2 separate regions of the Homo sapiens genome follow, and region 2 is linked to region 1. Evidence: chromatin contacts called from ENCODE Hi-C or POLR2A ChIA-PET data. All regions are on one chromosome and are shown on one strand. Each heading gives the region's core, a stretch centred on a gene start or an enhancer-like site at or near the end of the contact. The rest is flanking DNA. Distances are from core to core; before and after follow the strand shown.

Region 1 (3,219 bases), core at 301-2,800:
TGCAGTGAGCCATGATCTTGCTGCTGCACTCCAGTGTGGGCCACACAGCGAGAGTTCTTTTTTTTTTTTTCGAGACAGAGTCTCACTCTGTCGTCCAGGCTGGAGTGCAGTGGCGTGATCTCGGCTCACGGCAACTGCCGCCTCCCAGGTTCAAGCGATTCTCCTGCCTCAGCCTCCCAAGTAGCTGGGACTATAGACGCATGCCACCACGCCTGGCTAATTTTTTGTATTTTTAGTAGAGACGGTTTCACCGTGTTAGCCAGGATGGTCTCGATCTCCTGACCTCATGATCCTCCTGCCTCGGCCTCCCAAAGTGCTAGGATTACAGGTGTGAGCCATCGGCCCAAGACTTCAATTCTTTAAAAAAAAAAAAAAAGTAATATGGTACATCTACCAAATACTACATGTATGTGCCAGGGAGTCCTAAAGTAGTATTCCACAATCACATTAATATTTTCTTTCTCTTTTTTTTTTTTTTTGAGTGCAATGACATGATCTCAGCTCACTGCAACCTCTGCCTCTTGGGTTCAAGTGACTCTTCTGCCTCAGCCTCCTGAGTAGCTGGGATTACAGGAGCATGCCACCACACCCGGCTAATTTTGTATTTTTAGTAGATACGGGGTTTCTCCATGTTGGTCAGGCTGGTCTTGAACTCCCGACCTCAGGTGATCCTCCTGCCTTGGCCTCCCAAAGTGCTGGGATTACAGGCTTGAGCCACCACACCCAGCACATTAATGTTTTCACACAAAGTAAGATAAAGTCTGTAATAGCCTTGTTAATAGCCTTGTTAGGTCAACCCTTGCCATCTGATGATTTTTTGCCAGATATATGAAGAGAATCCAGTTTTCAGAATTTTGCATTTCAGAATTACAGGCAAGTTATTGTGAGGCCGCACTTTTCTTTATCTTTTTGAAACTTATTTTAAAAGATAAACCTTAATCCATGAATTTGCAAGTTGCCTCTCCCTTCTGCACTCAAGCGATCCTCTCACCTCAGCCTCCCAAGTAGCTGGGACCACAGGTGCATATTACCTTCTGTGGCTAATTTAAAATAAAATTGCTGTAGAGCTAGGGGACTCGCTATGTTGTTCAGGCTGTCTCAAACTCCTGTTTGAGGCCAGGCTGGCCCCCCAAAGTCCTGGGATTACAGGCCTGAGCCCCCATGTCCAACCCAAAATTTTAATCACAAGTACATTTTTTTGAATATTTATTTAAAAAATAAAACTTTTAACATTTAAAAATCATCTTGAACCAGTTAACACTTTGGGGAAGATTAAAGTAAACAAAGAGACCTGTTTTATATTACTAGGTGACGCTTTCATAAGAGTTGCGGCATCTTATTAAATAAAGAAACTTACTTTCCTGGTTTCCCTGTGGCATGGAAAAATTAGTGTGATATTATTCCAGAATTTGGTAGCTTAGAACAACAACATAGATTATTTGTGGAATATTCGGGGATTTGGGATTGGCTTAGTCACGTAAGTCTAGCTCAGGCTCCCCCTTGAGGTTGGAGTCAAGATGCCAGCCAGGGTTGTAGTCGGAAGCCTTGAATGTGGCTGAACTATCTGCTTCCAAACTCATAATGATATTGACAGGCGGCCTCAATTCCTTACTGCATGTAACTTTCCAGGGCTGCTGAAGTGTCCTGAGGCATCTGACTTCTCCCAAAGGCAGCAATCCAAGAGAGAAAGCAAGGAGGAAGCTGCAGGGCCATTACCACGTGGCCTCTGAAGTCAGCTTTGTGCCAGTTAGAAGTGAGTTCAGCTCACACTCAGAGGGCAATGAGATTCCATCTTTGGAAGGGAGCGTCGTACTGTAAACCATTATACCAGCTAGTAAATAGATACATATCTCAAAAAATAAATCCTCCCCACAAATATATACACCTACTATGTACCCACAAAAATTAAAAATAAAGATTAAATCCTTTTAATTGTGTTTTCAAATTTGAGATTGGAAACAAAGGAAAACATTTCCATTGTACCACTCTTGATTGTCAGCAGAGCAGCTTTCCTTGATGCAAGAGTACTAATATAAATTCCCAGGCAGCACACTGTAAGGAAAACAATATGGGATTTGGGGTTCAAGTGTAAACTTTGTTTACTATCTGGGGGAATCTCTAGCAAATCTCCTGGCTGTGGTTTTCTCCTTTATAAATTGCAGTTGATGATCTTGACATTACACGATGAGGATTAGATGAGAAGAGGTATACGTTCTGTAAACTATAAAGAAGATTTTAAAATAATAGGTAATGTAAATATTAATCTAAATAAATGTTAGCTACACAGGAGCTAACATTTATATACCATTTCATATGTGCCAGGCACAGTAAAAAACACTTGACATTTATTAACTCATTTAGTGCATAACAGCCCTATAAGGGAGGGACGGTGCTTATCCTAATTTATAAAGGAAGAAACATTTATGAGGCTGGAGAGGTTAAGAATCTTACACAGAGTCCCACAGCTAGCAAATGGCAAAGCCAGAATTTGAACTCAGGTCACCTGGCTCTCAGGACCTAAGACTTTTTCAGGGCAAGGACTTATTAATCAAGAGGTGTTTATTGAATACCTGTTGTGTATTAGATGGGGTTAGGTATTGGGAAATACTCTACTGGACTTTGGAGTTTAAAAGAGATTCCTGTGGATTGATAGAAATGATATTTCAGTGTAGATGAGGTTTAAGTTGTTAACATGTTTTCTCTGGGTTTTAAAATTGTCATGAAATTAAGTGGTACTCTTAAATTTAAAAGTATGAACAATTTGCATTTTGGATAATCATGCCGCTTTTTAAAGTCTAGTGAATCACTTGGTCTTTTTGATGTCAGAGGTTACCTTTTAAAGAATAAATGTTTTAAGCTTTTCCCGTTTATGCAGATTTATTAGCTTTTGGTTTTGTTTTGTTTTCTTCCTGCTATAGACCTCTTTTATATGGGATTTTAGCCCATTTCTTGCGTGGAACTAAGGATGGCATCCAGAATGCATTTCTGAAAGGGCCTTCACTTCAGCCTTCAGACCCAAGTCTTGGCAGACAACCTAGTAGAAGAAAGCCAATGGGTATGAGTTTTCCAAGATTCATCATTTAGCTGTCAGCAAATATGTTTTCTTCCTATATATTTTTCTTTTGGAGTCTTTACTGAGCTTTTGAGTCATAGTTTAATTCTGCTTATATCTAATATGTCTAGCCTATGTTACTCCAAGAAACAGAATGCTTTTTGTAA
Region 2 (2,841 bases), core at 335-2,834, 220 kb before region 1:
GATATCACCCTGGACCCTCCCAGGCTGGGATGGGGGCTCCTTCTCTGTGATTTCCCAGGCCCTCAAGCAGCCCTCCATCACTGCATTTAGCACTATGATACCCTTAATTGTTTGGCGTTTGTCTCTCCCATCAGACTGTGAGCTCTCAAGGGCATGAAGTGGGTCATATCCATTACTGTATCACCAGCACCTGGCACAGCAGGTGGCCAAGTGCAGTTACACAAGATGCACACTGCACAACTCAACGTGGGGGGCACCATTCCACACAGAGGCTCACGTACCAGGTGGCCTTGTGGCACACAGCAGGCACTCTGTACACACCCGACAGACAGATGGGCAGACTGACAAGTGTATAGTCAAGTCAAGAAGCAGAGCTGACTTCCCAATGCCAGAGGGGCCCCTCTCATAGGCAGGACTGACAAAGCTGCTTTCTAAAGCAGACCTGAGAGGGGGTGAAATCCACTCCTATTTTCTCCTAGTCTGAGGTATTTATCTGCAGTGTAAACATCCAAAGCCCTCCGGCCTACCCACTGCTTATGCAGGACATGCCTTGAACAGCCAAGGTGCGATTCATCCACTCATTTAACACATTTACTGAGTGTCTACTATGTGTCAGGCTCTTTTCTTAGTCCTGGGGATGGAGAGACAACCAAAAAGCCCTCAGAGCAGCCGGGCACGATGGCTCATGCCTGTAATCCCAGCACTTTGGGAGGCTGAGGCGGGTGGATCACTTGAGGTCCGGAGTTCAAGACCAGCCTGACCAATGTGGCACAACGCCGTCTCTACTAAAAATACAAAAATTAGCCGGGCGTGGTGGCAGGCATCCGTAATCCCAGCTACTTGGGAGGTTGCGGCAGGAGAATCACTTGGACCCAGGAGGTGGAGGTTGCAGTGAGCCGAGATTGCACCATTGCACTCCAGCCTGGGCAACAGCGTGAGACTCCCAAAACAAACAAAACAAAACAAAACAAACAAACAAAACCCTCAGATCTTAAATTCCAAAGGAAGAGATCAACAATAAATGAACAAGTAGATCCATAATTTACTCCAGGCAGCAATAAGTGCCACAAAGTAATCAAAGCAGGGAAGAAGAGGGACATGAAGGCTGGGGGCCAGGGTGGAGAATGCTATAAAGTAGCAAGAGTTCTTTCTTTTTTTTTTTAAAGCAAACACACGAAACTTGTAATTCAGTGACTGTCACTGAGTTCATGCAACCACCAGGTGTTGGGTTTTGGATGCTGTCAAGCCAGGTGCTGTTTCTACCCTTGACCCACGTACGTTAAGTGCTGCCCCGGGTCTGTGTATTCCGTTGCCAGTCCTCTCACTGTTTATTCCACCAACACTGCCTTTACTCAAGAAGGTTCTGGAACTCTGCTTGGGCAAGGTCCAGCAGGCCAGCCTCCCCGGAGGGAAGAATTCAACTCACAGCTTTATAGTCAACGCCTCATTTTTGACCAAAAACGGCATTCACTGGCTGCCTCACTGACCTCCTCCCCCAGCCTCGGCAGAGAAAGCTCTTCATCCTCAAAAGAGGAAGAAATCCGGCCTCTGAGGACAGCCAGAAGGAATGTGGGGGTCTGTCTGATGAACTCTCTCGGCAGCTGCTCTGTGCTGACAACTAATTTGTGTAACTTGGGGAGGTGCTTATGGCCCACTGTTAAGAAAAGAAATCAAAAGGTGGCAGGAGATGAGAAAACTCTAAGATATACTCTCAATCTTGTCAAGGGAGAAGGCCTAGGAAGGAAGGACAGGTGAAAAAGATGCCAAAGCTAACAACAGCTCCCCTTCTGGGCAGTGAGGGCAGAAAGATGTTCTTTCTCGGGAGTTTTTTTTTGTTTTTTTGTTTTTTTTTTGAGACAGTCTCGCTCTGTTACCCAGGCTAGAGTGCAGTGGCACAATCTTGGCTCACTGCAAGCTCTGCCCCCCGGATTCACGCTATTCTCCTGCCTCAGCCTCCTGACATTTCTGTATTTTTAGTAGAGATGGGGTTTCACCATGTTGGCGAGGCTGGTCTCGAACTCCTGCCCTCAGGTGATCCGCCTACCTTGGCCTCCCAAAGTCCTGGCATTACACATATGAGCCACCTTTTTTCCTGATTCTTTGTACTCTTTTGTAGTTTGCAAATGTCTACGATGAGCACATGTTGCTTTTATAATCATTAAGAAAAACTCGGTAAATACTTAAGAGGGAAAAATATTTGCCATGAGGTTAACAGATGGTTCAAGCAAGGTTTTGAAAAATGGCCACGGGCCAGGTGCCGCGACTCATGCTTATAATCCCAGCATTTGCATTTTGGGAGGTCAAGGTGGGAGGATCGCTTGAGCCCAGGAGTTCGAGACCAGCCTGGGCAACAGACTGATATCCCATCTCCATAAAAAAACATAAAAATATATAAATAAAATTTTTTAAAAGAGAAAAATGGCCACATTGTTGGAATAAAGATCCTTCTCCCAAGAGGACAAGGGAAGAATTCAGCAGTGTGAAGTCGGAGCACACAGGGTTTCTTGCTCGTGGTGCTTTGGATGTCCTGGCAAGGGGATTCCCTGTCACGGGGGGCAGGGTAAGGGGGAATTCGTCTTGAGTGCTGTAGGATGTTTAGCGACATCGCTGGCCTCTACCCTGCTTGCCTGCCAGGGGCAAACCCCACTCCAGTTTTGACATCCCAACATGTCTCCAAACATTGCCAACTGTCCCCAGGGTGGGGGCAATTTGCCCCTGATGGAAAACCACTGCTCTAGGTATTAGGTTCCTAAGAAAGAAACCAGAGTCATGAAGATGTGTTTTACCTTCCAGGTATGAAGGTTAATGAGCCATTTTTTTAAATCCCTTAAAAATTTGTTC

What was found. Hi-C counts contacts between places; a loop is a spot of excess contacts on that map. ChIA-PET counts read pairs that join two places held with the same protein, here RNA polymerase II (POLR2A). Pooled maps may share reads with other maps.
Region 2: a map of aorta shows a loop between it and region 1 (2.7-fold over the local background). The contact joins two enhancer-like sites. A Hi-C loop is called at or near these places in 3 of 168 maps with a recorded cell type or tissue (aorta, astrocyte of the cerebellum and heart left ventricle) and 2 of 50 pooled maps. POLR2A ChIA-PET finds 5 or more read pairs at or near these places in 6 of 52 experiments (BJ, MCF 10A, OCI-LY7 and 3 more).

Annotation. Positions count from the first base shown.
Region 1 is chr16:15,873,327-15,876,545 of GRCh38, reverse strand. CEP20 (centrosomal protein 20) reads left to right here. Exons shown (of 5, transcript NM_144600.4): 4 at 2,919-3,055. Among named protein-coding and RNA genes, the nearest start is that of CEP20, 14 kb to the left of the region's middle. Within about 2 kb of position 1,550, at least 13 of the 41 ENCODE cell types and tissues checked have a DNase peak (open chromatin) inside an H3K27ac peak, as active enhancers do.
Region 2 is chr16:16,095,239-16,098,079 of GRCh38, reverse strand. The region is part of intron 19 of ABCC1 (ATP binding cassette subfamily C member 1 (ABCC1 blood group)); the gene reads right to left. Among named protein-coding and RNA genes, the nearest start is that of ABCC6, 130 kb to the left of the region's middle. Within about 2 kb of position 1,584, at least 16 of the 41 ENCODE cell types and tissues checked have a DNase peak (open chromatin) inside an H3K27ac peak, as active enhancers do.